Regions from separate parts of the Homo sapiens genome. Here region 1 is linked to region 2. Evidence: chromatin loops called from intact Hi-C (ENCODE). Cell type or tissue: HepG2. All regions are shown on one strand. Each heading gives the region's core, and the rest is flanking DNA. Links, peaks and the distances in the headings are about the cores only.

What was found. Hi-C counts contacts between places; a loop is a spot of excess contacts. Peaks named below come from ENCODE experiments on the same cell type or tissue, not always from the same donor. Only the 100,000 strongest peaks of a DNase experiment are listed, where the experiment ranks them.
Region 1: it touches region 2 in a loop (4-fold over the local background); 3 of 110 quality-filtered maps call a loop at or near these places.

The regions. Positions count from the first base shown.
Region 1 is chr21:17,456,113-17,472,594 of GRCh38, reverse strand. No RefSeq gene overlaps it. Among named protein-coding and RNA genes, the nearest start is that of TRG-GCC1-5, 9.5 kb to the right of the region's middle. In HepG2, for the core only: no CTCF peak of the experiment used is centred there; DNase peaks (open chromatin) are centred at 6,234, 8,964, 9,934 and 10,794.
Region 2 is chr21:17,378,540-17,395,021 of GRCh38, reverse strand. No RefSeq gene overlaps it. Among named protein-coding and RNA genes, the nearest start is that of LINC01549, 52 kb to the left of the region's middle. In HepG2, for the core only: a CTCF peak has its summit at 7,789 (motif pointing left); a DNase peak (open chromatin) is centred at 7,781.

The DNA.
Region 1 (16,482 bases), core at 5,595-13,594, 75 kb before region 2:
GTTCCCAGAGGATAGAAGGAACAGATCTGGGGTTATATAAATTTGTGGCTGTGTTTGTCCATAGTTTTGCCCAAGGCCTGGCTTTCCTAAGTGTGCATATGTACACATGTACAGCTCCTGATGCATGTGAAAACCAAGACACATAGACCATACGTGACTACAAGGGTGTTGACTCTCAACACTTTCTCAGTCAGGTATTGGAAAAACTTGTAGCTGAAATAAGATAAACAGCTCTGTACTTGTTCTCTTTATTGTCCTGGCTCTGATTCACCTGCTGATCCTTTGGAACTCTCACACCAGTTTTTATCCCAGGCTGAGCCATATAGCTTCAAGCCAGGTTGGTAATTTCCTGATATGGGAGTAAATATAGAAACTTTATAGAATTCTCAGTTTCTGTCTACAGCTGTTCAAGTTTCAGTGAAACACTCACTATATCATGCCTAATTATCCAGATATATCTGTGTCTATTTGCTACAGTTCACTCTCTCTGCTTGGCAGGATTCTTCTTTTGCACTCAACAAAATGTCTTTTCCTTTTCGGTGATAGAGAATTTTTACTTTTGATTTTTTTTTATGTCTTGCTTTTGAAAGAATGTTCCAGGGCTGAGTGCTTTATGAGGACTCTTTCCCACTATGTAAAAGCAGTTTACTTCAAGGTTCTTTGGGGAATTATTCAGTGTCAGTACCTTACGTCTATACCAGCCCCATTATTTATAATTATTACATAGCCTGATGGAAGAAATACATTTGCATGCCAACAGAAAATTGTTAACAGTGAGGATTTGGAGTTTGATTGGTTTAGGTTCTAATCCAAAACCCTGTTCTTCCAAACCTTGGACAAACTAACTTCTCTAATACTCAATCTTCTTCACTTTAAAGTGACGATTAAATGACAAACCGCAACAATTCCAAAAAGATCCTCCCCTTTCTTTTATGTGTTGGAAACACTTACAAGGAGACTGTTCTATATTTTACTTATGTATTAAGATCTTTTCTTGGCTGGGCGTGGTGGCTCACACCTGTAGTCCCAGCACTTTGGGAGGCCAAGGTGGGCGGATCACTTGAGGTCAGGAGCTCGAGACCAGCCTGGCCAACATGGAGAAACCCCGTCTCTACTGAAAGTACAAAAATTAGACAGGTGTGGTGGCACATGCCTGTAATCCCAACTACTCAGGAGGCTGAGGCAGGAGAATCGCTTGAACCTGGGGTGGGGCAGAGGTTGCAGTGAGCCAATATTGTGCCACTGCACTCCAGCCTGGGTGACAGAACGAGACTCTGTCTCAAAAACAACAACAACAACAACAACAACAAAACTTTTCTCTTTGGGGAAAGTAGTGTTGGGAAATAAAATTTTTGAGGCTGTTAGAAAACTTTAGCTTCCCTGAAATTTACAAATCTTTGTGTTCTTTGAGTACCAATTGCTTCTGACAAAATTTTTAAAATCTAAATTTACTCAGAGATTTTACTATCAGGTAATTTTCAGTCTGGCAATGATTTTCTCAAAACCTAGACTTCTTGAATATTTTGGTATTTAAAAAACTACATGAGAATATGAGGGTTTTTTTTTTTTTTTGATGGTTCCTTGCTCTGTCGCCCAGGATGGAGTGCAGTGGCACGATCTCAGCTCACTGCAACCGCTGCCTCCCGGATTCAAGCGATTTTCCTGCCTCAGCCTCCTGAGTAGCTGGAATTATAGGCACCCGCCACCAAGCCTGGCTAATTTTTGTATTTTTAGTAGAAACAGGGTTTCACCATGTTGACCAGGCTGGTCTCGAACTCCTAACCTCAGGTGATCCGCCCGCCTCGGCCTCCAAAGGTGCTGGGATTACAGCTGTGAGCCACCGTGCTGAGCCTGAGATACTTATTTAAAAGACGAGATGGGCCGGGCGAGGTGGCTGATGCCTGCAATCCCAGCACTTTGGGAGGCCGAGGTGAGCGGATCACCTGAGGTCGGAGTTTGAGACCCGACCAACATGGAGAAACCCCGCCTCTACTAAAAATACAAAATTAGCCAGGTGTGGTGGCTCATGCCTGTAATCCCAGCTACTCGGGGGGCTGAGGCAGGAGAGTGACTTGGACCCGAGAGGCGGAGGTTGTAGTAAGCTGAGATCATGCCATTGCACTCCAGCCTGGGCAACAAGAGCAAAACTCTTGAACTCAAAGAAAAAAAAGACAAAAAAAAAAAAAAAAAAAACAACACAGAGATGGTGATTTAAGAACTAACAGCAGGTCGAGCGTGGTGGCTTACGCCTGTAATCCCAGCATTTTGGGAGGCCAAGGCAGTAGGATCACTTGAGCTCAGGAGTTTGAGGTCAGCCTGGGCAACAAAGTGAAATGCCATCTCTACTAAAAATCAAAAAAAGTACCTGGACGTGGTGGCACGTGCCTGTATTCTCAGCTACTCAGGAGGCTGAGGCAGGAGGGTCGCTTGAGCCCAGGAGTTAGAGGCTGCAGTGAGCTATGATCATGCCACTGTACCCCAGCCTGGACAACAGAGCAAGACCCTATCTAAAAAAAGAAAAAAAAAAGAAAGAAGAAAAAGAAAAAGAAAGAAAGAAAAAGAAAAGAACTAATAGCAGATATATTTTTGTTGTGGTAATATATACATAACAAAATTTAGGTAGGGCAGCATAGTGAGACCCTATTTCTACAAACAAACACTAAAACAAAGAAACCCAGCCAGGTGTGATGGTACACTCCTTAGTCCCAGCTACTTGGGAGGCTGCGATAGGAGGATCACTTGAGCCCAGGAAGTTGAGGCTGCAGTGAGCTATGATTGAACCACTGTACTCTAGCCTGGGTGACAGAATGCAACTCTACCTCTAAAAAGAAACACACACACACACACACACACACATAAAATCTACCATATACCATTTTAACCATTTTAAAATCTACAGTTCAGTGGCAAGTGGCATTAAGTATATTTACATTGTTATGCAACCATCACCACCATCTATCCTCAGAACTTATTTTATCCTCTCAAACTGAAATTCCACACCCATTAAACAATAACTCCTCGTGCCTCCCTTCTCCCAGCCCCTGGCAACTGTTTGATTTTCTAATGGCAGATAATTTTAAAGACAAAGCAGCGTGGCGCGGCTGCACGCCTGTAATCCCAGCACTTTGGGAGGCGAGGCGGTCAGATCACGAGGTCAGGAGATCGAGACCATCCTAGCTAACACGATGAAACCCCGTCTCTACTAAAAATACAAAAAATTAGCCGGGCGTGGTGGTGGGCACCTGTAGTCCCAGCTACTCGGGAGGCTGAGGCAGGAGAATGGCGTGAACCCGGGAGGCGGAGCTTGCAGTGAGCCGAGATCGCGCCACTGCACTCCAGCCTGAGAGCAGAGCCAGCTCCGTCTCAAAAAAAAAAAAAAAAAAAAAAGACAAAGCAAACAGGATGATGCTTCCATAGCTGGTAGCAAGCTTTGTATTTCTGCCCCAGGTCTGTGTCATTTCTAAACTATCCCACTGAGATATTAATTCAGCTTCTTCAGAAGGATATTACAGAGGAATGCCCAGTTTGACCGGATCACCTGGGACCAGCCAGTGCTGGGCAGTCCCCAGTCCCTTGGTAGGTGCTGTCAGGGGCTGGGCCACCTGGCTGCAACCCCACCAACTTCTGCTGCTTTTGAGAAATCAGTCCTGGACAAGTGCAGGGGCTCACACCTGTAATCCCCATGGCCTGAGGCCAAGAGTTCATTACTGGCCTGGGCAACATAGCAAGACCCTGTTTCTACAGAAAATTTAAAAATTAGCCAGGCAGGCCAGCCATGGTGGCTCACATCTGTAATCTCCACACTTTGGCAGGCCAAGGTGGGAGGATCATTTGAGCCCAGGAGTTTGAGACCATCCTGGGCAACATGGTGAAACACAATCTCTACAAAAAATACAAAAATTAGCTGGGCATGGTGGCATACATCTGTAGTCTCAGCTACTTGGGAGGCTGAGGTGGGAGGATCACTTGAGCCCGGGAGGGCAAGGCTGCAGCGAACTGTGATGGAGCCACTACACTCCAGCCTGGGTGACAGAAAGAAACCCTGTCTAATACAAAACAAAACAAAAAAATTGGCATGGTGGTGTGCACCTGTAGCCCCAGCTACTGGGGCGGCTGAGGTGGGAGGATAGCTTGAGCCTAGGAGTTTGAGGCTGCAGTGAGCTATGATCATTGCCTGGGGGGGCATAGTGAGACCCTGTCTCAAAAAAAAAAAAAAAAAAGAAAGTAAAGAAAAAGAAAAAGAAAGAGTAAATCAGTCTCAGCCTTGGTATCTTGTCAGCCTCTGACTCTTTCAAGCCTTGAATTTCAGGCGGAGGACTCCAGCGGGTTTAATACCCATCTGCCAATGTCAGCTCAGTTTCCATTCCACCAGGAATTTACTATTCAGCAACCCAACCCTGTTTTCTTCAGCCCAAACACTGACCTAGTAAAAGCGTACCAGACCTTGGGTGCATATCTGTAAAATGAAGAGGGTGAATTAGGTAATCTCAAAGGTATTTTGCAGCCCTGAAGTTGTTACTCTCTGTTTAAGAAAAACAAATAGTGGTCCTCATGTAAGAGGCTAGATAAGCTTTTTCTGTAAAAATTCCCTCTCTTACTAGTATTTGTCATGTTGTGATATAAATACAAATGCTGAAAGCGTTATGTTTGGTTTGAAAGTTCAACTAATGGTCAGCAAAGGGTTAATTGTAAGTCAACATAGGATTGGGAGTTTGGAAACAAAAGAATTTAGAAGAAAAGGTAATCCGTTAGTCAGTACAAAGAATTTCATATCCTGAATATAATCCTGAAAAAATTGAAGACCTAGGGGCCTTTGACAGACTATTTTTTTTCTTTGCATAAAACAGTTTTGACTTTCACTCTAATGCAGCCTTAGTCCGGTTGAAGGCAAGTAGCTTGCTATTTGATAGGGCTATTTGCATTTCAAAGCTAATCAGTATTAAATAATCCGCTGGCAAAAGAAGAGTAAGAAGGTCACTGTGTGTATTTTATTATTGTGTAAACTTGGGAAAACAAGCTGAGAGTCTGAGAAAGCTCAAATTCTAACAGATAAGAAAGTGTTTTATGTAAAAGGTCTCTTAATGAGTGAGTTAGTCTTTATTTCTCTGACTTACTTCCGCAGAGTCAGGAGGATCACATGACAGCTAGGCTTTATAAGGAAATAAAAACAACCCGTGAAGAGAAAAACCATTTATTTTCAATACTTAAGGTAAAAGAACTTCTTAAATATTTAGTTTTTATTCTTCTGTAACTTTTGAGAACATTTAATAGTTTTAATTAATTAACATTTAATATTAAATTATACTATTTCATTGGCCAATTCATATCAAACTTGATTATAACTCTAATTCAGTGGTTCTTAACCCTGGCACGTTAGAATCACCAAGAGAAAAGAAAAATATTGATGTTCGTTCCTACCCCAGAGAGTTGATGTAATTAATTTGGGGTGTGGTCTGGTCATCAGTAATTTCTAATAATTCCCAGGGAATTCTCCTGGGTTGAAAGTTGAGAACCATCCGGGTGCAGTGGCTCATGCCTGTAATCCCAGCACTTTGGGAGGCCGAGACAGGTGGATCATAAGATCAGGAGTTCGAGGCCAGCCTGGCCAAGATGGTAAAACCCCGTCTCTACTAAAAATACAAAAATTAGCCGGATGTAGTGGTGGGCGCCTGTAATCCCAGCTACTCGGGAGGCTGAGGCAGGAGAATCGCTTGAACTTGGGAGGCAGAGGTTGCAGTGAGCCGAGATTGTGCCACTGCACTCCAGCCTGGGTGACAGAGAGCAAGACTCCATCTCAAAACAAACAAACAAACAAAAAACAAAAAAAAAAAGAAAGGAAGAAAGTTGAGAACCATTATCCATTATTATAATTTATATGCTGAGTATATCCTCCTCTGCAAATAAGACCTCAATGACTCTCCCATTGTTTACAGTATGGTCTTAAATTTTAATTGCATACATCTATTGGTTAAAAAAAAAAAGAAAGAAAATTAGAGGTGCGGCGGCTCCCACCGGTATGATGTCAGCACTTCAAGAGGCCAAGACAGGAAGATTGCTTGAGCCTAGGAGTTTGAGTCTAGCCTGGGCAACACAGTGAGACCCTGTCTCTACAAACATTTTAAAAATTAGCCAGGCATGGTAGCCTGTGCCTGTGGTCCCAGCTACTTGGGATGCTGACATGGTAGGACTGCCTGAGCCCAGGAAGTCTCAACTTCCTGGTTTAGTCCTACCACTAAAGCCTCAGCTTTAGTGAGTCACCGCACTCCAGCCTGGATAACAGAGTGAGGCCCTGCCTCAACAACAAAAAGAAGAAAAAATTAGAGCACATACCAAAGTATATGTGTGTATGTATATGTGTGTATATATATATACACACATTATTATACACACATATATATTCAAATTATTTAGATGTGTTATTTTTACCAATATGTTATCTATATTACAAAACAGAAAAAAGACATTAATAAAACTATGAATAATTAATAAATAATTTCTTCCTATACCCCTTACCATCCTTTTAGCCACTTCACTTTGGAAACAACTGTTTCATAGGATAAAGAATAAATTCCAGGCTAGGCACAGTGGCTCATGCCTGTAATCTCAGCACTTTGGGAGGCCGAGGCGGGTGGATCACCTGAGGTCAGGAGTTTGAGACCAGCCTGGCCAACATAGTGAAACCCCGTCTCTACTAAAATACAAAAATTAGCTAAATGTGGTGGCGCATGCCTGTAATCCCAGCTACACGGGAGGCTGAGGCATGAGAATCACTTGGGCCTGGGATGTGGAGGTTGCAGTGAGCCAAGATCACGCCACTGCACTCCAGCCCAGGAAACAGAGTGAGACTCTGTCTCAAAAAATAAAATAAAATAAAACAAATAAATAAATAAATAAATTCCATATCATGGAGTTCAAGGTTTTTCTCTAGGCAAAATTTCATCTCTCTTTTATTGTTGTTTGTTTGTTTTTGAGATGGTGTCTCACTCTGTTGCCAGGCTGGAGTGCACTGGTGCAATCTTGGCTCACTGCAACCTCCACCTTCCGGATTCAAGTGATTCTCCTGCCTCAGCCTCCTGAGTAGCTGGGACTACGGTCGTGTGCCACCATGCTCAGCTTATTTTGTATTTTTAGTAGAGACAAGGTTTCACCATGTTGGCCAGAATGATCTTGATCACTTGACCTCGTAATCCGCCTGCCTCGGCCTCCCAAAATGCTGGGATTACAGGTGTGAGCCACCACGCCCGGCCTCTTTTATTGCTATATATCCTACTGTTTTAGATTATCGTTACTTTTTTTGTTGCTGATTTTTTTTTTTTTTCAGACGGAGTCTCGCTCTGTTGCACAGGCTGGAAGGCAGTGGCGCGATCTCAGCTCACTGCAACCTCCGCCTCCCAGGTTCAACGCGACTCTCCTGCCTCAGCCTCCTGAGTAGCTGGGATTACAGTGTGCGCCACCACGCCTGGCTAATTTTTGTATTTTTAGTAGAGACGAAGTTTCACCATGTTGGTCAGGCTGGTCTTGAGCTCCTGACCTCGTGATCCACCCACTTTGGCCTCCCAAAGTGCTGGGATTAAAGGCATAAGCCACCACGCCCGGCCTGTTGCTGATGTTATAAAATCATCACTATATATTTTACTATTTTATGTCCAGTTTCTCAGGGAGTCTGAGATGAGAACTTGCAGGTAGAAAGTTTATCGAGGAGTGAAGGACATAGGATTGGAGCACTTGCAACAAAGCCCTTAGCCAAATCTCATTCTGAAGAGGGGCTCTGGGATGCTCCCCGTGCATCCTTGCATTCCACTGCGTTCCTTGCATTCGAGGGCTTAGCACAGACTGTTCCTCACTCTGGAATATTTTACCCTCAAATTTCACAGGCTGGGCTTCTGGTCTGGAAAAGCTCTCTCAAAGGATGGATAGAATTTAGATAGACGGTAAACTCCCTGATTAGCAGTGAGCTGATCTGTTATACTTTTCTATCTCTCACACTGCTTAATACATACTAGGCCCTCAGTTCTAAAAATATATATGTTTATATTATTATATATTAATTACATATATATGTGTAATTTCAATTAACATGCTGAGTGAGGCCAGGCACGGTGGCTCATGCCTGTAATCCCAGCACTTTGGGAGGCTGAGGTGGGCGGATCACCTGAGGTCAGGAGTTTGAGACCAGCCTTGCCAACATGGTGAAATCCCCGTCTCTACTAAAAATACAAAAATTAGCTGGGTATGGTGGTGGGCGCCTATAATCCCAGCTACTTGGGAGGCTGAGGCACGAGAATCGCTTGAGCCCCGGAGGTGGAGTTTGCAATGAGCCAAGATTTTGCCACTGCACTCCAGCCTGGGTGACAGAGCAAGACTCTGTCTCAAAAAAAAAAAAACAAAACAAAAACAAAAAAAGCATGCTGAGTGTATAAATTGAATAGCTAGAGAAGACTGGACAAAGATTTCAGGCTGGTAGCAGAGCTGGAGGGAAACAGAGGTGACCGAACTCAAGACATGCCGGGGGGTCAGAGAGAAAGTGCATTTGGTGGGAAAGGAGTGCTCTTTTGCAGGAACAAAATGGCCAAGAGGATCAGCAACAGAAGGTAGGGTTGGAGATTTTTGTAGACCTTAAATAATATATTTTATGTTGTTCATTGTATGAAATGAAGAACACATAAAATCTTGCTAAGGAAACACACGTCTGAGCATTGTTATTTCCAGTCCCAGGACTTACATGGTTAAGTCTGAATTCCTCAACCAGACTTCCATTCTTAAATGTTTCAAGTCTCTTTTCATCCCTTAATCTTCTTGTTTTCCCATTCCTCTGACATCCCCACGTGGTCACTACACACCCTAGCAAATCCCCCAGTTGGAATTAATCTTCCCATATTCTCAAGGCAGTCTGTTTCACCCATGGCTATAGACCTTGTTAGCTTGCCAGTTGACTGAGTTCTTTGAGTAGATGTCATCGCAGGCACCAGATTGCATGCATACAGAGAGCGTGGGCAGTGTCTTACTCATCTTTGTCCACGCTCCTTCCAGCACTCAGTAGAGAGTGGTATTCAGGGAAGGTCATTTGAAATAGTGATTTCTTATTATAAACCAGTGAAAAGGCTGAATGTTGTTTCCTCTTTTAAACTGACATTGATACACATTACAAGTAGGCCAACATAAAAAAACTGCTTAATGGATAGTAAAAGGCACAGTTATATAAATTCCTCTGCTTGAAGAATTATTTCTACCTGAATCACAAGGTGTTTTCCATCCAACTAACAAAAGTAGTTGCGTTAAGTCTTCGAAATGTTTGACGGGGTGAAAAAAATTATGAGAAAGGTCAGTTACTATTAGGAAAAAAAGTTTTTCTACTGAGAGGAGAACCTGTCATGACTAGATTTTATGACCTTCCTGGCTGGGTTCTGTTAAAGAAACACAAATTTTCTCTTGTCATAGTTTGATTTTTTTTTTTTTTTTTTTTTGAGACAGAGTCTCGCTTTGTCACCCAGGCTGGAATGCAGTGGCGTGTTCTCAGCTCACTGCAAGCTCCATCTCCTGGGTTCACGCCATTCTCCTGCCTCAGTCTCCTGAGTAGCTGGGACTACAGGCACCCGCCACCACGCCCGGCTAATTTTTTGTACTTTTAGTAGAGACGGGGTTTCACTGTGTTAGCCAGGATGGTCTTGATCTTCTGACCTCGTGATCCACCCGCCTCCACGTCCCAAAGTGCTGGGACTACAGGCGTGAGCCACCGCGCCCGGCCAGTTTGATTTTTTTTTTTTAAGTGAAGGAACGGTCAGGGTAATTATACTTGACATTTTGTGGATTACAAAGATCATGTTGTCAGCTGTGTTGGGTGCAGGGCTGGACTTTATTCCTTTAGCTGATAAGCATTATCAACATTTACAAGACAGAAACCTTATATGAAAGTCATTATTTGTATTTCCTGGTTCATAGTTGGTTTCGAATCTCTGCCTGTACCGTGCTTATGTTTGATTACTAAGTGTGCTTTCATATCAGGGACAGAGAGAGTCTCCGGACATGGAGGAAGCCACTAGACAAGGCCAATAAAAACATAAACCTGGGCTATTTTTAATGAATAACCAGTAGGTATGAATGAGTAACAAATGAGCAGTAATCTGGCTGGGCGCGGTGGCTCATGTTTGTAATTCCAGCACTTTGGGAGGCTGAGGCTAGCAGATCACTCGAGTCAGGAGTTCAAGACCAGCCTGGCCAACATGGTGAAACCCTCTCTAGTAAAAATACAAAAAAAATTAGCTGGACATGGTGGCGTGTGCCTGCAGTCACAGCTACTTGGGAGGCTGAGGCAGGATAATTGATTGAACCTGGAAGGCGGAGGTTGCAGTGAACCGAGATCATGCCACTGCACTCTAGCCTGGGTGACAGAGCGAGACTCCATCTCAAAACAAAGAAACACACAAACAAACAAACAAACAAATAAACATACAGTAATCTACTTGAAAATGGAAAAATGTTTCTTAATCCCCCCTGGAGGGCTATAGATAGGTGACTATGTCATACATACCATTGTATGTCCCTCAGTCAATATACCCCGGAAGGGAATGCCCCCGCTAGAGCTCAACTCCAGAGACTATACTGAGAATGGTGCCCTTACAAGTTGGAGAACATGGCAGCCCTAGAAGGCATTCAATAATACTTTCTTTTTTTTATTTTTGAGATAGGATCTTGCTCTGTCACCTAGGCTGGAGTACAGTGACACGATCATGGCTTACTGTAGCCTTGACATTCCGGGCCCAAGTGATCCTCCTACCTCAGCATAAGTTTTTTTTTTTTTTTTTTTTTTTTTTCAATTTGTAGAGACAGAGTCTCCCTGTGTTGCCCAGGCTGGTCTCAAACTCCTACGCTTGAGCAATCTTCCCCCTTGGCCTCCCAAAGTGCTGGGATTACAAGCATGAGTCACCACGCCAGCCAATAATGATTTCTTGATTGAAGGAATGAATGAATTAAAAGGTTCATCTTTGGACACAAAGGCAGACAAAAGTTTGACAAAAGGCATTTTTGAAACTAGGACCTTTATTATAATATTAGTCTAAACAGTGGGACCCATGAATAAGCATGGCAATGCTATATTCACCATAGCAGACATCCTTGAAAATGTGCCTCCCCAGATAGATCAGCTAAGAAAGAATAATTCTACATACAATCACTTGCAGATATGTTTCCTGATAGAAATACCAGGGACAAAGCTAACATCAATGTCAAGTCCAGAAAATGATTTTTGAATGTTGGTAGTTTCCCTCTTCACATTCTGCTCTCTTCACTCTCCTATCCCTGAAGCACAGATGCTGTCCTTTAGTTTGAGTAAGTAAGAAGTGCCAGTGAGTCATATTAGCTATTTTTAATGCACAGACATGTGAGGGATCTGTTTGATGGAGGACTTGCTTGCCAGCAATCGAGTTCGAGAAAGTCCAGGGCTTCAAGCCAGATTCTGGAGTGAGGCAGAAATGGGGACTAGACAGAAAAGATTGTAGGCTTTTCAGGCTAGAACGGAGAAAGTGCAGATGCAAAACTAGGGTTTAATTTGAGGAATCATTTAGAGTAGGTGTTGATTTAGGAAGATCTAAAAGACGTAGAATTAATGGAAAGGTTAATGATGGGCCTCTTGAAGTGAGCGAATGATGACAGATTATGGGATACACTTAGCTCCTAATTATTATGTATTTTAATACCTAGGTGCTAAAAAGTGGTAGCTAAAAATAAATAGTCATATATTTTTAAATAGTAGATTTCTTCCCTTCCCTAAATTTCTAACCTTGTTTCATGAACACAAACCTAATTTTAAAGGTAAAGGAAACTCATGCCAAGCAGCAAACAAAGAGACTGTATTAATTCTTCAGTTCACAAGTAGGGAAGTATTGATTGAGATTAGAGAATTATTTGTTTGCTTATTTATGGTATTAATTTATATATTTGGTTTCTTGCCTTACAGATAATTTAGGCAGAAATGACAGCTACCTGCCTTAAGACAACAAACCTACAATCTATAACATTCTCCCACCCAGCAATCTCACATATCTGGAACCCAGATGGGAAACTAGAATAACCCTCCAAATCTTTACCCATATAAATAGGTGTTATAAGATTCATGCGTTAAGTCAGTCAGTACTTTTCAACCACAATAAACCACTCAAGCCCTCACTCATTATTTGTTTACTTTAATTTTAGACATAATGATAATAAGCTTGGTTATCAGGGTTTATTTAGCCCACAGGAGACCACAGGAGCATGTGGCTGCACATTTCCTTTGGAATGAACAATTATAAAAGGGTTTTCACATCCATCATTAGCTGCTCAAGGCAGACACAGCAATAGCATCAAGAAGTGTCAGTTGAGTGCCTGACAGCCCCAAGAAAACAGAATAATTCTAAACAGTAGGCAGATAAACCACAAAAATAGACTAGTCTGTAGCCACGGTTAGGAAGAAAGAGAAAGACATATGTCACCATTCTCAGATGGCATCTCTTTCCAGACTCAGAACCCCACGTGCATAGAGAGGTTGTCCAGTCCAGGCCCCTGGTTAGCATACAATTCACATCAACAGTTCTCTTTTTGGGTGGTCAGACAGTTCTGCTGATGTGTTGGCAAGGAATCTGTGATGATTAATTTTATGTGTGATAAATTTTCTTTTTTCTTTTTTTTTTTTACCAGCACTCCTGATTTGGAATGGATTTTTTTTTTTTTTTTTGAGACAGGCTCTCACTCAATCATCCAGGCTGGAGTGCAGTAGCACAATCACAGCACCCTGTAGCCTCAATCTCCCAGGCTCAAGCAATCCTTCCATCTCAGCCTCCTTAATAGCAGGGACTACAGGTGTGCGCCACCATGCCCTGCTAATTTTTTATCTCTTTGTAGAAACGGAGTTTCTCCATGTTGTCCAAGCTGGTCTTGAACTCCTGGGCTCAAGCAATCTACCCGCCTCAGCCTCCCAAAATGCTGGGATTACAGGCGTGAGCTACTGCACTGGGCTAATTTTATTTTCTTTAACTTGGCTGGGTCGTAGTACCCAGATATATGATCAAACATTATTCTGGATGTTTCTGAGAGCGTGTTTTTGGATGAAATTGACATTCAAGTTGGTGGACTTTGAATAAGACAGGTTACCATTACTTTTTTCATTTTTAAGACAGGATGATATGGTTTGGCTTTGTGTCCCCACTCAAATCTCATCTCTAACTGTAATCCCCACATGTTGAGGGTGGGACCTGGTGGGAGGTGATTGGATCATGGGGGTGGTTTCCCCCATGCTGTTCTTGTGATAGTGAGTTCTCATGAGATCTGATCGTTTAAAAGTGTAGCATTTCTCATCCTCTGTCTCTCCTGCCACCTCATGAGGAAGGTGCTTGCTTCTCCTTCACCTTCTACCATGATTGAAAGTTTCCTGAGATCTCCGCAGCCATGCAGAACTGTAAGTCAATTAAACCTATTTTCTTTATAAAGTATGCAGTCCCAGGTAGTTCTTTCCCCACCCCCCACCTCCACCCTCTGAGACAGATTCTTGCTTTGTCGCCCAAGCTGGAGTGCAGTGGCAGATCTCGTCTCACTGCAACCCCCACCTCCTGAGTTCAAGCAATTCTCTTCCCTCAGCCTCCTGAGTACATGGGATTACAGGAGCGTGCCACTACAACTGGCTAATTCTGTGTTTGTATTTTATTTTATTTAATTTACTTATATATTTTTTGAGATGGAGTCTCGCTCTGTCGCCCAGACTGGAGGGCAGTGGCACAATCTCAGCTCACTGCAGCCTCGACCTCCTGGGATCAAACGATCCTCCCACCTCAGCCTTGTGAATAGCTGGGACCACAAGGCATGCGCCTCCATGCCCAGCTAATTTTTGTATTTTTTGTAGAATTGGGATTTTGCCACGTTGCCCAGGCTGGTCTCAAACTCCTGAGCTCAAGGGATCCACGTGCCTTGGCCTCCCAAAGTGCTGGAATTACAGGTGTGAGCCATCACGCCTGGCCCAGATTACTCTTCCTAATGTGGGTAAGTCTCATCCAATCAGTTGATGGCTTGAATAGAATGAAAGACTGAGCTACCTGCCGCGAAAGGGAATCTGTAGCAGATGACCTTCGGACTTGGACTGCAGCATCAACTCTTTCCTGGGTCTTCAGCCAGCTGGTCTACCCTGCAGATTTTGGACTTGCCAACCCCCATAATTGTGTAAGACAATTTCTTTATAAACAAGTTTCCTTGTGTGTATATACATCCTATTGATTCTGTTTCTCTGGAGAAACCTGCCTAATACAAAATCCCTTTCCAAATTAGGGCATGATACATTGCATAGCCCCGGATGTGACAGTAAATAAAAATTCATAATGAAAAATGTTCTTTGTAGCATTATTTATAACAACAAATTGAAATTAGCCTATATGCACATCAATAATGAATTGAATAAATGAATTATAAAACTACTTTCACGCCATAGAAAGCAATCGAGATACAACTGTATAAAATGGTGGTGGTGATGTAAAAGTATGACCAAGGTAGATTGTTAGAGAAAAAATGCAATTTGCCTTGAAGTACACATAATTGGATCCCACTTATGTAGAAATTTATATAGTTGGAAAATAGTATAATAAAAATAGGTAACACTTACTGAGGGCTTCCTATATGCATTCACTTCATTCATTCAATTCGACAAATATTTATTGCATGCTGTGCTGGGTGACAGGCTCTCAGCAGTAAATTAGACCAGTGGTTTTCAACCTGGGTGATTTTGCCCCCCAGAGGACATTTGGCCATGTCTATAAATAGTTTTTGTTGCAGGTAGAAGTGGGTAGAAGCCAGAGATGCTGCTACACAACCCACAGTGTGCAGGACACCAGCCCCTCTTTCCACTACCGGAAATTATTCAGCCTAAAATATCAGTAGTACAGAGGTTGAAAACCCCTAAATCAAACAAAATCCCTGCCTTTATGGAGTTGGCGGTAATTAATTTAATTCTCATGTTGCCTCTATTGGGTAGGTACTATTATGATCCTCATTTTATAGATGTGGAACACATAGCAACAAAAAGGTCAAGTAAAGGCACAGGCCAGGGGCCGGGTGTGGTGGCTCACACCTGTAATCCCAGCACTTTGGGAGGTGGAGGCTGGTGAATCACTTGAGGTCAGGAGTTCGAGACCACCCCGGCCAACATGGCGAAACCCTGTCTCTACTAAAAATACAAAAATTATCCTGGCATGGTGGCACGTGCCTGTAATCCCAGCTACTTGAACCCCGGAGGCTGAGGTTGCTGTGAGCCGAGATTGTGCCACTGCACTCCAGCCTGGGTGACAGAGTGAGACTCCATCTCAAAAAAAAAAAAACCAAAAAACAAAAAACCAGGCACAGTGACTCACGCCTGTAATCCCAGCACTTTGGGAGGCCAAGGCGGGTGGATTACCTGAAAGGCCAGGAGTTTGAGACCAGCCTGACCAACATGCGGAACCCCGTCTCAACTAAAAAAAATTAGCCAGGCATGGTGGTGGGCGCCTGTAATCCCGGCTACTCAGGAGGCTGAAGCAGGAGAATTGCTTGAACCCAGGAGGCGGAGGCTGCAGTGAGCCGAGATGGCACCACTGCACTCCAGCCTGGGCAAGGGCGAAACTCTGTCTCAAAAAAAAAAAGACACGGGCTAAACGACTCACAGGTACCTCTGTAAATTGGGGTTAGGGTGAACTTTCACTTTTACATAATATATTTTGATATATTTAAAATTTTAATAAACTTATTTTACTTTTATAATAATTAGCTTTGTAATTAAAATGTGAGTTAAAAATATTTTAAAATGATTTATCACTTCCAGTTACTTGTTTAAAACAATCCTACCTTTCCAGGCCCTCCATGATCTAGTCCCATTTGCTTCTCCAACTCTCATTGCTCCTCGCCTCGTGCACTCTCCATTCCAGCTACCCTAGGTTAATGTCTTTTTTGAGTTTGGGACTTTTGTTCGCTCATTATTCCATTACCTGCGAAACCAAGTAAGATCTTGCACATAAATTATGAATCAAAATGAATTATAAAGAGGAGTTTCTTTCATATTGAATCAAAATCCGCTTTTCTTTTTTTTTTTGAGACGGAGTTTCGTTCTTGTTGCCCAGGCTGGAGTGCAATGGCGCGATCTCCGGCTCACCGCAACCTCCGCCTCCTGGGTTCAAGCGATTCTCCTGCCTCAGCCTCCCGAGTAGCTGGGATTACAGGCATGTGCCACCATACCCGACTAATTTTGTGTTTTTAGTAGAGACGGGGTTTCTCCATGTTGGTCAGGGTGGTCTCGAACTCCCAACCTCAGGTGATCCGCCAGCCTCGGCCTCCCAAAGTGTTGGGATTACAGGCGTGAGCGACTGCGTCCGGCCCAAAATCTGCTTTTCTGTAATGATTTTTACCAATTAGTCTTAGTATTCTATTAGATATTTACAGTTTTCTTTATTCCTCTCTCTCCCCACCCCTTCTCTCTTTCTTTTTTCTTTTTTTTGA
Region 2 (16,482 bases), core at 3,145-11,144:
CTCTGTAAAGCTGTCCTGGACCGTCCTCATCTTGGGAATGGTAAAAGGCTGGAGCTACACAGTCTGGTCAGTAAGGAGTTCTGGTTTACTCATCCTAAGCATTTAGGGGTGTCTACATGCCTGCTCCAGAAGCCTCCATTCTGCCCACTGCTGCTCTTGACGTTGTCTGTCTAAGCCACTCTTGAACTTGGATTTGAAAGGAATGTAGTTTTAATCTTTGCACTTAATTTCTGCCAGACTTTGGGTGAAAATACCGGATGTTGTGGTTCTCACTTTCCTTAATATTAAAATGAAAGCAAGACTATTAGCTTTACAGTATGGTTGCAAAGACTGTATGGTGCAGCCATGTGAAAACTCTGTATACCCACTGACACAGATTCGACTTGGAAGAGTTTATCCTTCACAAATACTCAAATAACAGCACAGAAATAGGAAAAGAATGGGTATTGCTTATAACAGGATAAAACTGGAAATAAGGCTGGGCTCAGTGGCTCACGCCTCACTCCCTTGGGAGGCCGAGGCAAGCAGATCACCTGAGGTCAGGAGTTCGAGACCAGTCTGGCCAACATGGTGAAACCCTGTCTCTACTAAAAATACAAAAATTAGCCAGGCATGGTGGCACGGACCTCTAATGCCAGCTACTTGAGAGGCTGAAGCAGGAGAATTGCTTGAACTGGAACCCAGGAGGTGGAGGTTGCAGTGAGCAGAGATCATGCCACTGCACTCCAACTTGGGCGACAGAGCAAGATGCTCTCTCTAAAAAAAAAAAAAAAAAAAAAAAAAAAAGAAGTAATCATTAATAGAAACTGCAGCTCTTAGAAAGAATGAGGAAGGCAGATTTTATGTACTGGTAGAACAATCTTGCAATCATTTAAGCAAAGTAAACACAAGGCAAATTTGCATGTATAGTATGATATAATCTAGGTAAAACAAGTCAGTATGCTCACATGTATATAAGCGCAAATATTTGCATTCTAAAAATATCTGGAAGGAAAGATTTTGAACGGTTGAAAACCGTTACTTCTGCGGAGTGGAATTAGGGAATGATTAAGTAGGATGGGGTGCTTTTGATTTCTACTTTATACACTTCCATAATTTTTTGCTTTTATTTTTTAGTATCAAAAAAGATTGGAAGAAAACGTTAAGTGACATAACACTTGACTCTTTATGAAATTGAAATATGTTAGCATTTTTTTCTTTTTCACTGTTTTTTTCCACCTCCACCCCCACGTTGTTCCTATCCATATGTCTGTGTAGATGAATGGGCTCCTGAGAGTTAACAGCCTGGAGGGCTGCACAAAGTCAAGCTTCCTTTGTTGTGAATACAGCCTAGAGCAGCTGGGAGATATTATTGCGGACACCATACCAGCAATGAGGTCATTTTGTGTCTTCCAACATCCTTTGAGAAGAGCGCGTAGCTATTGTGCCCAGTGAATGCTAGAGTGGAAATCCAATCATACCTACCAGGGCTGAGGGTGTTGTCCTATAGTCTGACAGTGAATGTCTGTTCCTTAAGATAAGGCAACTGGCTTTATGCCTTTAAAAGCTACCTTTTCAAACACTGAGGTGCCTATATCCTTATTAGTTCTTTAGAGATGTTTGGGGCAGATTTCCTCAAGCCATAATCTAATGATTATAATAAAACTATTGTGCTCCAGGAGCTCTTTCTATTTCCCTCTCTCTCTAAATTAAATTACATTTTTTATTTTATCTTTTATTTTATTTTTTCGAGACAGCATCTTGCCCTGTCATCCAGGTTGGAGTGCAGTGGTGCGATCATGGCTCACTGCAGTCTCTACCTCCTGGGATCAAGCGTTCCTCCCATTTCAGCCCCCTGAGTAGCTGGGATTACAGAAGGGTGCTACCATGCCTGGCTAATTTTTTTTTTTTTTTTTTTTTTGAGATGGAGCCTTAAAAGGATCTTGAGACAGGATCTTGCTCTGTCACCCAGGCTGGAGTGCAAGTGGAGTGATCTCAGCTCACTGCAACCTCTGCCTCCTGGTTCAAGTGATTCTCCTGCCCCAGTCTTCTGAGTAGCTGGGATTATAGGTGTGCACGACCACACCTGGCTAATTTTTGTATTTTTAGTAGAGACGGGGTTTCACCATGTTGGCCAGGCTGGTCTCGAACTCTTGACCTGAAGTGATCTGCCGGCCTTGACCTCCCAAAGTGGTGGGATTACAGGCGTGAGTCACCATGCCTGGCCTTTAAAAATTTTTTTTTGTAGAGACAGGGTCTCACTGTGTTGCCCAGGCTGGTCTTGAACTCCTGGGCTCAAGCAATCCTTCTGCCTTGGCCTCCCAAAGTGCTGGGATTACAGGTGTGAGCCACCATGCCCAGGCTTATTTTATTTTACTTTAGAGAAGGGGCCTTCTATGTTGTCTAGGTTGGTCTTGAACTCCTGGGATCAAGTGATCCTCCTGCCTCAGCCTGCCAAGTAGCTGGGACTACAGGTGTGCACCACCATGCCTGGCTTTGTATTTTAATTTTTATGAAGATAATCTTGTGTATAGTTAAAAAGGTCAAATAGCTTATGCTGAAAAAAAGGGCTTGCTTGTTCCACCTTTCCCATTTCATGAAAACAAAACTATACCTAAGAGGCAATACCACACTTAACACTTTTATTTATTTTCCTACATTTTAAAAGTAATACACTTTTACTTCTATTTTTTGATTTTCTGTTTTAGATGTCATCTATTTATTTCCTAGTATAGAATATAAAATTTATTATGTTTTATGCCTGTCTACCTTCCCCAACATACTCCTCCCATTTCTCCCCTTTGCCAATATATTTAGTCACAATTTTTTGGGTAAGTCAACATCTAGAGTTTACCTTATTGTTTTATGTGTAATTATTTTCAGAGATGAGTCACGCAGTGGTTGGACAACAATTCTTCATGGGTCATTTATATTTCTGCACATTTTAAGGGCACAGGTAGTGACAGGTTTTGTTCCAGACTGCGATTTCCAGGATATAAATATAGTGAATAGCCTTGGACTATAGAGACAGCATCTCCCTCCAGAGCAGATGACAGGTGTGTTTGCTATCCAGTATGGTAAAGATAATGTCTTCCACGGGGCCAAAAGTCATGTAGGTTTGCTTTCAACCCATTATAAAAGACTGAGGTTCCCCAAGCTCAGGGTTTTTTAGCTGTGATACAAACCCACTGCATATGCAGCATCTGCCTTGGATACTCTTTGTCACCACCATGGGAACTGGAGGGCAAGGGGAACCAGAGTGACCATAAAGCTCATATTGCTTACTGTTTTGTGAGTAATAAAATCCTTTGCCTCTGACCTGGGAGTCTCAGGTCTTTCCCCAGCATCCATGAAACTATGGCAGGCTAACTTGTTGGCTTGCAAATAAGATGAAGTCTCAGACCATTCCCAGTTCTTTATCGTAGTAAACTCTGGCTTCATTTCCTTTCTTGTACTTTCCTTGTACTTATACTTCTCAGGCTTAATATTTTGTGTGTGTGTGTGTGTGTGTGTGTGTGTGTGTGTGTGTGTGTGTTTTCTTTGCTAAGTTTGTACATCCTGATGAGATACAGTGGGAAAAGCATAGCATAGTTTCCGTAATATTCCTGTGAAGGATACCTGTCCTGTGTCTGCTCCCGAGAAACACTGTGATGGTCATTACATGGAATATGAAGCTTTTACTCTTTATTTTAATTCAATTTTATTTTTTTGAGATGGAGTCTCGCTCTGTCACCAGGTTGGAGTGCAGTGGCACGATCTCGGCTCACTGCAACCTCTGCCTCATCGGCTCAAGGGATTCTCATGCCTCAGCCTCCTGAGTAGCTGGGACTACAGGCACGCCCCACCACACCCAGCTAGTTTTTTTGTATTTTTAGTAGAGATGGGGTTTCACCGTGTTGGCCAGGATGGTCTCGATCACTTGAGCTCGTGATCCGCCCGCCTTAGCCTCCCAAAGTTCTGGGATTACAGGCATGAGCCACTGCACCAGGCCGCTTTTACTCTTTAAAAATGGTTAAGGACATCAAAGGCAGAATTATTGTTTTAAGCTGAATGAATATGATGAGACATAAGAACTACATGCAACATATATTCCTTGGAACAATCCTGAACCAGAAAGGAAAAAGAGAGAGTTTTGGACAGTTGGCAAAATTTGAATGGGAGAGTTTTCTTGTTTTGGGGAAATACACACTGGATTATTTAGGGATAATGGGACATCGTGTCTGAAGCTTTCTCTTAAAAAGTTCAGAGTATGACTAATGATAATGGATCACTTCCTCTCCCTACATATACACAGAGAGACGGGGTTGGTGTCCATGCATATTCAGAAAAATGTTAATGTTTGGACAATCTGAATGAAAGGGATACAAGAATTCTTTGTTCTGATCTGAAAGTTTTTATGTAAGTTATTTTAAAATAAATTATTTTTTATAAAGAGTGGCAGTAAATCCTGATTAGAAGTTCCATATTCAGGCAGGGCGCGGTGGCTCACTCCTGTAATCCCAGCACTTTGGGAGGCCGAGGTGGGCGGATCACGAGGTCAGGAGATCGAGACCATCCTGGCTAACATGGTGAAACCCTGTCTCTACTAAAAATACAAAAAATTAGCTGGGCTTGGTGGCGGGCACCTGTAGTCTCAGCTACTGGGGAGGCTGAGGCAGGAGAATGGCGTGAACCCGGGAGGCGGAGCTTGCAGTGAGCTGAGATTGCGCCACTGCACACCAGCCTGGGAGACAGAGTGAGACTCCATCAAAAAAAAAAAAAAAAAAAAAAAAAAAAGAAGTCCCATGTTCCTGTGAAGCTTATCAAGTGTGTCAGGTTTTACTGTAGAGAGCTCAGGCAGGAGCTGGCTGTCTTGGGGGATTCTTGGCTGTCGGTATTCATAGGGCTAGACAGTTTCCCTAAAGGACATTTTCATTATCTCCTATGATGGAGTATAAGTCTAACAGTCATTGTTCTGAGGGCCTACTACCAGAAGGGAACTAGAAATCTCACTCTTCTGAAAATAGACTGATTGAACATCTATGTTATCCAATGAACGTCTATGTTATTAATAAGAAACCTACCATCTTTTGTGACATGTAGTCACCTGCCTGCATGGACGGTGGGAGGAGACTGAAGAGTCTGTTACCTCCTTTTTCAGACTTTTAACAAATTCTTCTGTTTTCAGCCCTACTTGCAAACTTAACACCTTCAGAGGCCCCTGGTTCCTCTATTGATAGAAGTTTTCTGAGTTCATGAATCAACTTTCTTCTAGTTGTTTTTTTCTTTTTCAGGTACTCAGCAGAGCAGAGATATATGAGTCCAAAGCCATTTACCAAAGGTTATAAGCTTTTCATTTTGTGTACAATAATCATCTTTTTTTGGTGTACAGTAATCATCTTCTATAATCACCTTTTCTGTTCTCCTCATTTTTGTGGAATTATGCCCTTTCACATCATTTTTGTTATTTTAGTGGGGTTTCAGGAAGGAGTAAGAGAAATGTGTGTGTGTGTTTCCTATCACTTGCAATTAACAGGAAGATCTTTCATTACCTGAGCTTGTTTTTTATCGAAGATTAACTCCCTATGGGTCAGGAAGTAGACATACTGTGTAATCATTTGGCACAGACTCCAGGCTAACACTAAAATATTATTATATTGGGAAATGAGAATAAAGAGAACATTTTTTAATATAAAAAGGAAATGATTATTTCTTGGATGATAATTTTTTTTCAAACTGAACCTTTGATTTGTATTTTTTTATTCTTGGATTACTTTTTCTTCATAGTCCATCCATTGTTCAATTAAAATGGGCAAAGGAAAGAGGTCCAGCCCTTAGAATATTTTTATATTAAATAAATACTTATAAAGTAATAAAATTTTCATTTTGTTTCCATACTATGAATAGAAATAGCCTCCTTTATAATATCCCCAGAGTATGAATAATAGAGAAATTATTGATGTATTTAGAAAGACTTCTTTAAACATACTCTACATTTTTATCTCTGAGAAAAAGATAATTAAGCTTATGATTCCCAAATTGTGCACTGAGGCACCCCAAGAAGTTGCAGTGACCTCACAGGGGCCACACGACATATTGAAAATTCTCAAGAAAAACACAGAAACATTTGTTGGCTGCTGCATGAACTACTGGCTCAAAATACCTTATAATTTAAACCTTAGATTGTGCTGTAATGCTTTTCTAAAAGACATATCTTTGGAAGCTGGGTTTTCAGAAGTTGCTGTGATAAAAAATAGATACTATATGACAATTAACATGGAACGGGAAATAAGGGTGGTGGTGGTGAATTTGGTTCTAAAGGTTGGGTGTCTAGTGCCCAATAGGTGCATGTACCTCACTGGTAACTGTGATGGTGTTAAAATGTATCCAAAATTCTTTAACAATCTTCCCTTTAATGGATGAATCCTAATTCCTTTCCCTTTGAATATGGGCTGGACTTAGTAACTAGCTTTTGAAAACTAGAATGTGGCAGAAGGGCAAGTGTGAGACTCAGAAGTCTAGATCATACAAGGCGTTTCATCTTCCTCTTTGCTTTTTCCTGTTGATCACTCAGTTTTGGGGAAGCCAGCTGCTTCACGGCTTGAGCATGTGAAGATGCTCAAGCAGCCCTGTGGGTGTGCCATGTGGAGAGGAAATGAGCTCTTTTGCAAAAAGCCAGCAGGGAGCTGATGCCACTGGCCAATAGCCATGGGAATGAACCATCTTAGAAGTGGGTCCTCCAGCCTCAGGTAACCTTTCTGGTGACTGCATCCCCGGCCACCATCATGAAGGCAACCTCATTAGGGATCCTGAGCGACAGCCATCCAGATAAGCTCCTCTGGCATCCCTGACCCACAGAAACTATGAGATAATAACGACTTGTTGTTTAAGCCACTAAATGTTGGGGGTAATTTGTTATGAAGCAATGGGTAACTAATATAGTCAGTGTGAGATAATGAAATAGGCCAGGAACAGTGGCTCATGCCTGTAATCCCATCACTTTAGGAGGCCAAGATGGGAGGACGGCTTGAGCCCAGGAGTTTGAGACCAACTTGGGCAACATAATGAGACATTGTCTCTACAATTAAAAAAAAAAAAAATTAGCAGGGAGTGGTGGTGTGCACCTGTAGTCCCAGCTACTTGGGAGGCTGAAGTGGGAGGGTCACTTGAGCCCAGTAGGTCGAGGCTGCAGTGAGCTTGGGTCACTGGAGCCTAGGTCCAGCCTGGGTGACACAGTGAGACCCTGTCTCAAAAAAAAAAATTTTTTTTCCCATTTGTTTATGTGTGTAATTTTTTCAAACAGCGAGTAAGTTGTTAGAATGTAAATACTTCTTAAGTTGCATAAACCTAACTATGTAATAAACAGAACTTTTTTTTTTTTGGAGCATGCGAAAAAAGTTACTGAGACACTAACTGTGCCATACACTGACAAAATTTGGGTACCTCATCAGTAATTAAGTTAAAGATAGTTGCTAAATGTTTTTTCTCTTAATTTTTTAGGAATATACAATAATTCTCATCTATTTTTTGAATGTAGAAACTTATTACGTTTTGACATTGAAACTTTTTTTTTCTTAGTATGTCAGTGGGGAGAAGAATACATTTCAAATTAACCACCATCGAGGAAAGTTATAATTTTCTAGTATTCAATAAACATGAACGAAATCATTGGCTTATAGAGATGAAATATGTGAGGAGTAATATAACATTTAAGAATAAAGTAACTCGCACATACAGTGAAGAATGGAAATACCAGCTTATGGATACAGTAATATGTGAAGGCAGTAGGTGCCATTTCAAAGCAGCAGTTGGTTTACTAAAAATAAAAAGAGGCCAAGCGCCCTCTAGTGGTAGCTGTTGATATAATTTAATAGCAGAAAAAAACTAACACAAAGTGCCTTCCTTTACCTTGAGACAGTGTTTAAAAGGTACTTGTTCTTTACTTTATCAATACTATTAAACCCTTCGCTATGGCTTTGTTTTTGAAGTTTTTTTGAATGAAAGAACGCCACCAATGACTTTTAATGCCAAATTCAGCAGCATTGGGTAGTTTTTTTTTTCATATAGGAGAAACAAAACCTTTCCATATTACATTAAAAAAAGCTCAATGAAGCATAACATTTTCTCAAAGCAGATTGCATCAGCGCCATGCAAGCAACTTAAAAACATAAGGTGGCCCTTATTTAGTGAATTACATTGACTGTAATGCAGCATCTTCCAACTTTCTTGTCCATCTCATAAACAAATATTTAAAACACAAACAGTGCAAAACACTGCACTGTGAGGAGGGGTTGAAGAGAGGCAAGGAGGCTTTCAGAAAAGTGAACCAGTGTGGTGTGGTTCAGAGAATAATGATGGGGGTTGGGGATTAGGATGCTGTGGGAACCTTCACAAAGCCTCTTACTTGATCCCAAGGGAACAGGTAAGGCCTCCAGGAGGAAGAAGCATATCAAGGTTGGGCTGTAGAGCTGAACTGGTAAAGTTGCTTTGCTGTCTTAATTTATCCTAGCTTCCTAAAATGAACGCTCTAATAAACTGTCGCTTGGACTAAAAATAAATTGCTGTAACAAAAGGATAACGACCATGCTTTGCAAATTTGCTAATTACTATTTGTTCTTGTAGTAAGGATTCTCTTTTTGTCTCAGAGGACTGTGACATTATTGCCTCTCAAAACAATGAATCATTTTTCACTAAGAAGATTTCTCCAAGTGTTCACTTCACCTTGTCTTTGAAATTGCCAGCCATCTATTCTCCAAGGCTGATTAGTAATGAATAGAGGAGGACCTTTTTAACTGACAATGCAGTTAATAGAGACCCTAATGTTTGAAAATGCAAAATGATCTCAACTTATCTTTAACGTGAGTTAAAAACAATTGGTTTACACTTTTACAGATAAGTGTAGTATGTAGAAACATATAAACTTGGTAGAATTTTAGGATCATAAACCTATCCGCATGTCATTTCAAATATGAATTTAGCTCACAAATGTCTGTACTCCACAGTAGACTGGAGTTGGGTTTTCCTAGTTCCAGAAGTATATTCACTTACAGAGAAGTCAATAGGTATCTACTTACAGGAAGCCAGAAGAGTGGGAATAAAAATTTCTAATTAATACAATTTTTTTCACTCAATTGATCAGCAAGTAACCCTAAAAGACAATGTATTAGCTTTACTTAGATAATAACTAATGTAATAGAAAAATGAATTTTCCAACATGTAAGAAGTAATTTAGGAATTACATCTGTTCCTAGTTATTTCTTATAATCATGAGTCACAAGCCATCATTCTTGAAGGTAGTTTGCAAATGTAACAGATGAGGAATAGCTATGCCCAGAACAGCTTGGACACTTAGCTTATATCAAAAGAAAATCTATATCCTATGAATTCTTTTGGTTGTAAATGAGGAAATTCAACTCAGTCTTATTTAAACAAAAAGCAGACTTATTGGGCCGTGTAACTGGAGTGGGGCAGGACTGGTACCAGGCACAACAGAATTATGCCTTCTCTTCCCATCCCTTGGCTTCCTCTGTGTCGACTACCCGGACTGGTATGGTTAAAGTGCAACCCTATATCTACCCAGAGGAAAAGAAGTCATTCTATGAAAAGGATACTTGCACACACACATTTATAACAGCACAATTTGCAATTGCAAAAATGTGGAACTAACCCAAATGCCCACCAATCAATGAGTGGGTAAAGAAACTGTGGAATATATATACCATGGAATACTACTCGGCCGCAAGAAGGAATGAATTAATGGCATTCACAGCAACCTGGATGGAATTGGAGACTATTATTCTAAGTGAAGTAACTCAGGAATGGAAAACCAAACATCACATATTCTCACTCATAAGTGGGAGTTAAGCTGTGAGGATGTGAAGGTATAAGAATGACACAATGGACTTCGGGGACTCGGGGGAAAGAGTGGGAAGGGAGTGAGGGATAAAAGACTACAAATTGGGTTTAGTGTATACTGCTTGGGTGATGAGTGCATTAAAATCTCACAAATCACCACTAAAGAACTTACTCATGTAACCAAATACCACCTGCTACCCAAAAACCTATGGAATAAAAAAATTAAAAAAAAAAATCTCTTGCCAATCCAGGAGACCTCCCCACAAACACAGAAAAAAAAAATGTGCAACCCTACACCCTGGGAGATACCTACATCTTGATCTCTACAGATCAGCCACATAGACATCATCTGTGAGCTTGTTAAAAATGCAGACTCTCAGGTATACCTACATCTACTGAATCATAATCTCAAAATTAAAAGATCCCTGGGTGACTTAGAGTCTGAGAGTGTCCATAGAAGACCACTGTGGCTAGGGAAAGGGATTTTATAATTGGCTGGGCCAGGGCCTCACTGGCATTAAAATAGTGATAGGAGTGAGAGAGGGTGATGGGAAACCCTATCAGAATCACATGATTGAGGCAAGAATATCACCTGGAAGGAGTGTAATGATGGATGGTGAAAACGCATTAGTGCCGTAACTGGCAAATTCTGGTTTTGGTCAGAAGAAAGAAATGGTTTAAGATCAATGTCATTGGCTGGGTGTGGTGGCTCACGCCTGTAATCCCAGCACTTTGGGAGGCCAAGTCGGGTGGATCATCTGAGGTCAGGAGTTTGAGACCAGCCTGGTCAACATGGTGAAACCCTGTCTCTAGTAACAGTACAAAAATTAGCCAGGTGTGGTGGTGCATGCCTGTAATCTCAGCTACTCGGGAGGCAGAGGCAGGAGAATTGCTGGAACCCAGGAGGCAGAGGTTGCAGTGAGCCGAGATAGTGCCACTGTGCTCCAGCCGGGGCTACGAGAGCAAGACTCCACCTCAAAAAAAAAAAAGCAACGTAATTTCTGAGAAAACATTGAAAACAAATTGGAGATTTTCAAGATGGTTTCTTTCTTTCTTTTTTTTTAAATTATACTTTAAGTTCTAGGGTACATGTGCACAACATGCAGGTTTGTTACATAGGTATACATGTGCCATGCTGGTTTGCTACACCCATTAACTCATCATTTACATTAGCTATTTCTCATAATGCTATCCCTCCCCCAGTCCCCCACCCACGACAGGCCCCAGTGGGTAATATTCACCACCCTGTGTCCAAGCATTCTCATTGTTCAAGTCCCATCTATGAGTGAGAACATGTGGTGTTTGGTTTTCTGTCCTTGTGATAGTTTGCTCAGAATGATGGTTTCCGGCTTCATCCATGTCCCTGAAAAGGACGTGAACTCATCCTTTTTTATGGCTGCATAGTATTCCATGGTGTATATGTGCCACATTTTCTTAATCCAGTCTATCATTGATGGGCATTTGGGTTGGTTTCAAGTCTTCGCTATTGTGAATAGTGCCACAATAAACATATGTGTGCATGTGTCTTTATAGCAGCATGATTTATAATCCTTTGGGTATACACCCAGTAATGGGATGGCTGGTCAAATGGTGTTTCTAGTTCTAGATCCCTGAGGAGTCACCATACTGTCTTCCACAGTGGTTGAACTAATTTACACTCCCACCAACAGTGTAAAAACTTTCCTACTTCTCGACATCCTCTCCAGCATCTGTTGTTTCCTGACTTTTTAATGATCGCCATTCTAACTGGCATGAGATGGTATCTCATTGTGGTTTTCATTTGCATTTCTCTGATGACCAGTGGTGATGAGCATTTTTTCATGTGTCTGTTGGCTGCATAAATGTCTTCTTTTGAGAAGTGTCTGTTCATATCCTTTGCCCACTTTTCGATGGGGTTGTTTGTTTTTTCCTTGTAAATTTGTTTAAATTCTTTGTAGATTCTGGATATTAGCCCTTTGTCAGATGGGTGGATTGCAAAAATTTTCTCCCATTCTGTAGGTTGCCTGTTCACTCTGATGACAGCTTCTTTTGCCATGCAGAAGCTCTTTACTTTAATTAGATCCCATTTGTCTGTTTTGGCTTTTGTTGCCATTGCTTTTGGCATCTTAGTCATGAAGTCTTTGCCCATGCCTATGTCCTGAATGGTATTGCCTAAGTTTTCTTCTAGGGTTTTTAATGGCTTGAGGTCTAACATTTACGTTTTTAATCCATCTTGAATTAATTTTTGTATAAAGTGTAAGGAAGGGATCCAGTTTCAGCTTTCTACATATGGCTAGCCAGTTTTCCCATTACCATTTATTAAATAGGGAATACTTTCCCCATTTCTTGTTTTTGTCAGGTTTGTCAAAGATCAGATGGTTTTAGATGTGTGGTGTTATTTCTGAGGCCTCTGTTCTGTTCCATTGGTCTGTATTTCTGTTTTGGTACCAGTGCCATGCTGTTTTGGTTACTGTAGCCTTGTAGTATAGTTTGAACTCAGGTAGCGTGATGCCTCCAGCTTTGTTCTTTTTGCTTAGGATTGTCTTGGCAATGTGGGCTCTTTTTTGGTTCCATATGAACTTTAAAGTAGTTTTTTCCAATTCTGTGAAGACAGTCATTGGTAGCTTGAGGGGGATGGCATTGAATCTATAAATTACCTTGGGCAGTATGGCCATTTTCATGATATTGATTCTTCCTATCCATAAGCATGGAATGTTCTTCCTTTTGTTTGTGTCTTCTTTTATTTCATTGAGCAGTGGTTTGTAGTTCTCCTTGAAGAGTCCTTTACACCCCTTGAAAGTTGGATTCCTAGGTATTTTATTCTCTTTGAAGCAATTGTGAATGGGAGTTGACTCATTATTTGGCTGTTTGTCTGTTATTGGTATATAGGAATGCTTGTGATTTTTGCACGCTGATTTTGTGTCCTGAGACGTTGCTGAAGTTCCTCATCAGCTTAAGGAGATTTTGGGCTGAGACTATGGGATTTTGTAAATATACAATCATGTCATCTGCAAACAGGGACAATTTAACTTCCTCTTTTCCTAATTGAATACCCTTTATTTCTTTCTCTTGCCTGATTGCCCTGGCCAGAACTTCTAACACTATGTTGAGTAGGAGTGGCGAGAGAGGGCATCCTTATCTTATGCCAGTTTTCAAAGGGAATGTTTCCAGTTTTTGCCCATTCAGTATAATATTGGATGTGGGTTTGTCATAGATAGCTCTTATTATTTTGAGATATGTTCCATCAATACCTAGTTTTTATTTATTTATTTATTTATTTATTTATTTATTTATTTTTTCTTTCCCTCCCCCTCCCCCCTCCCCACCACAGTCCCCAGAGTGTGATATTCCCCTTCCTGTGTCCATGTGATCTCATTGTTCAATTCCCACCTATGAGTGAGAATATGCGGTGTTTGGTTTTTTGTTCTTGCGATAGTTTACTGAGAATGATGGTTTCCAATTTCATCCATGTCCCTACAAAGGACATGAACTCATCATTTTTTATGGCTGCATAGTATTCCATGGTGTATATGTGCCATATTTTCTTAATCCAGTCTATCATTGTTGGACATTTGGGTTGGTTCCAAGTCTTTGCTATTGTGAATAATGCCGCAATAAACATACGTGTGCATGTGTCTTTATAGCAGCATGATTTATAGTCATTTAGGTATATACCCAGTAATGGGATGGCTGGGTCAAATGGTATTTCTAGTTCTAGATCCCTGAGGAATCGCCACACTGACTTCCACAATGGTTGAACTAGTTTACAGTCCCACCAACAGTGTAAAAGTGTTCCTATTTCTCCACATCCTCTCCAGCACCTGTTGTTTCCTGACTTTTTAATGATTGCCATTCTAACTGGTGTGAGATGATATCTCATAGTGGTTTTGATTTGCATTTCTCTGATGGCCAGTGATGACGAGCATTTTTTCATGTGTTTTTTGGATGCATAAATGTCTTCTTTTGAGAATTGTCTGTTCATGTCCTTCGCCCACTTTTTGATGGGGTTGTTTGTTTTTTTCTTGTAAATTTGTTTGAGTTCATTGTAGATTCTGGATATTAGCCCTTTGTCAGATGAGTAGGTTGTGAAAATTTTCTCCCATTTTGTAGGTTGCCTGTTCACTCTGATGGTAGTTTCTTTTGCTGTGCAGAAGCTCTTTAGTTTAATTAGATCCCATTTGTCAATTTTGGCTTTTGTTGCCATTGCTTTTGGTGTTTTGGACATGAAGTCCTTGCCCACGCCTATGTCCTGAATGGTAATGCCTAGGTTTTCTTCTAGGGTTTTTATGGTTTTAGGTCTAACGTTTAAATCTTTAATCCACCTTGAATTGATTTTTGTATAAGGTGTAAGGAAGGGATCCAGTTTCAGCTTTCTACATATGGCTAGGCAGTTTTCCCAGCACCATTTATTAAATAGGGAATCCTTTCCCCATTGCTTGTTTTTCTCAGGTTTGTCAAGGATCAGATAGTTGTAGGTATGCGGCGTTATTTCTGAGGGCTCTGTTCTGTTCCATTGATCTATATCTCTGTTTTGGTACCAGTACCATGCTGTTTTGGTTACTGTAGCCTTGTAGTATAGTTTGAAGTCAGGTAGTGTGATGCCTCCAGCTTTGTTCTTTTGGCTTAGGATTGACTTGGCGATGCAGGCTCTTTTTTGGTTCCATATGAACTTTAAAGTAGTTTTTTCCAATTCTGTGAAGACAGTCATTGGTAGCTTGAGGGGGATGGCATTGAATCTGTAAATTACCTTGGGCAGTATGGCCATTTTCACGATATTGATTCTTCCTACCCATGAGCATGGAATGTTCTTCCATTTGTTTGTATCCTCTTTTATTTCCTTGAGCAGTGGTTTGTAGTTCTCCTTGAAGAGGTCCTTCACATCCCTTGTAAGTTGGATTCCTAGGTATTTTATTCTCTTTGAAGCAATTGTGAATGGGAGTTCACTCATGATTTGGCTCTCTGTTTGTCTGTTGTTGGTGTATAGGAATGCTTGTGATTTTTGTACATTGATTTTGTATCCTGAGACTTTGCTGAAGTTGCTTATCAGCCTAAGGAGATTTTGGGCTGAGACGATGGGGTTTTCTAGATATACAATCATGTCGTCTGCAAACAGGGACAATTTGACTTCCTCTTTTCCTAATTGAATACCCTTTATTTCCTTCTCCTGCCTGATTGCCCTGGCCAGAACTTCCAACACTATGCTGAATAGGAGTGGTGAGAGAGGGCATCCCTGTCTTGTGCCAGTTTTCAAAGGGAATGCTTCCAGTTTTTGCCCATTCGGTATGATATTGGCTGTGGGTTTGTCATAGATAGCTCTTATTATTTTGAAATACGTCCCATCAATACCTAATTTATCGAGAGTTTTTAGCATGAAGGGTTGTTGAATTTTGTCAAAGGCTTTTTCTGCATCTATTGAGATAATCATGTGGTTTTTGTCTTTGGCTCTGTTTATATGCTGGATTACATTTATTGATTTGCATATATTGAACCAGCCTTGCATCCCAGGGATGAAGCCCACTTGATCATGGTGGATAAGCTTTTTGATGTGCTGCTGGATTTGGTTTGCTAGTATTTTATTGAGGATTTTTGCATCAATGTTCATCAAGGATATTGGTCTAAAATTCTCTTTTTTGGTTGTGTCTCTGCCTGGCTTTGGTATCAGAATGATGGTGGCCTCATAAAATGAGTTAGGGAGGATTCCCTCTTTTTCTATTGATTGGAATAGTTTCAGAAGGAATGGTACCAGTTCCTCCTTGTACCTCTGGTAGAATTCGGCTGTGAATCCATCTGGTCCTGGACTCTTTTTGGTTGGTAAACTATTGATTATTGCCACAATTTCAGCTCCTGTTATTTGTCTATTCAGAGATTCAACTTCTTCCTGGTTTAGTCTTGGGAGAGTGTATGTGTCAAGGAATGTATCCATTTCTTCTAGATTTTCTAGTTTATTTGCGTAGAGGTGTTTGTAGTATTCTCTGATGGTAGTTTGTATTTCTGTGGGATCAGTGGTGATATCCCCTTTATCATTTTTTATTGTGTCTATTTGATTCTTCTCTCTTTTTTTCTTTATTAGTCTTGCTAGCGGTCTATCAATTTTGTTGATCCTTTCAAAAAACCAACTCATGGGTTCATTGATTTTTTGAAGGGTTTTTTGTGTCTCTATTTCCTTCAGTTCTTCTCTGATTTTAGTTATTTCTTGCCTTCTGCTAGCTTTTGAATGTGTTTGCTCTTGCTTTTCTAGTTCTTTTAATGTGATGTTAGGGTGTCAATTTTGGATCTTTCCTGCTTTCTCTTGTGGGCATTTAGTGTTATAAATTTCCCTCTACACACTGCTTTGAATGCGTCCCAGAGATTCTGGTATGTTGTGTCTTTGTTCTCGTTGGTTTCAAAGAACATCTTTATTTCTGCCTTCATTTCGTTATGTACCCAGTAGTCATTCAGGAGCAGGTTGTTCAGTTTCCATGTAGTTGAGGGGCTTTGAGTGAGATTCTTAATCCTGAGTTCTAGTTTGATTGCACTGTGGTCTGAGAGATAGTTTGTTATAATTTCTGTTCTTTTACATTTGCTGAGGAGAGCTTTACTTCCAACTATGTGGTCAATTTTGGAATAGGTGTGGTGTGGTGCTGAAAAAAATGTATATTCTGTTGATTTGGGGTGGAGAGTTCTGTAGATGTCTATTAGGTCCACTTGGTG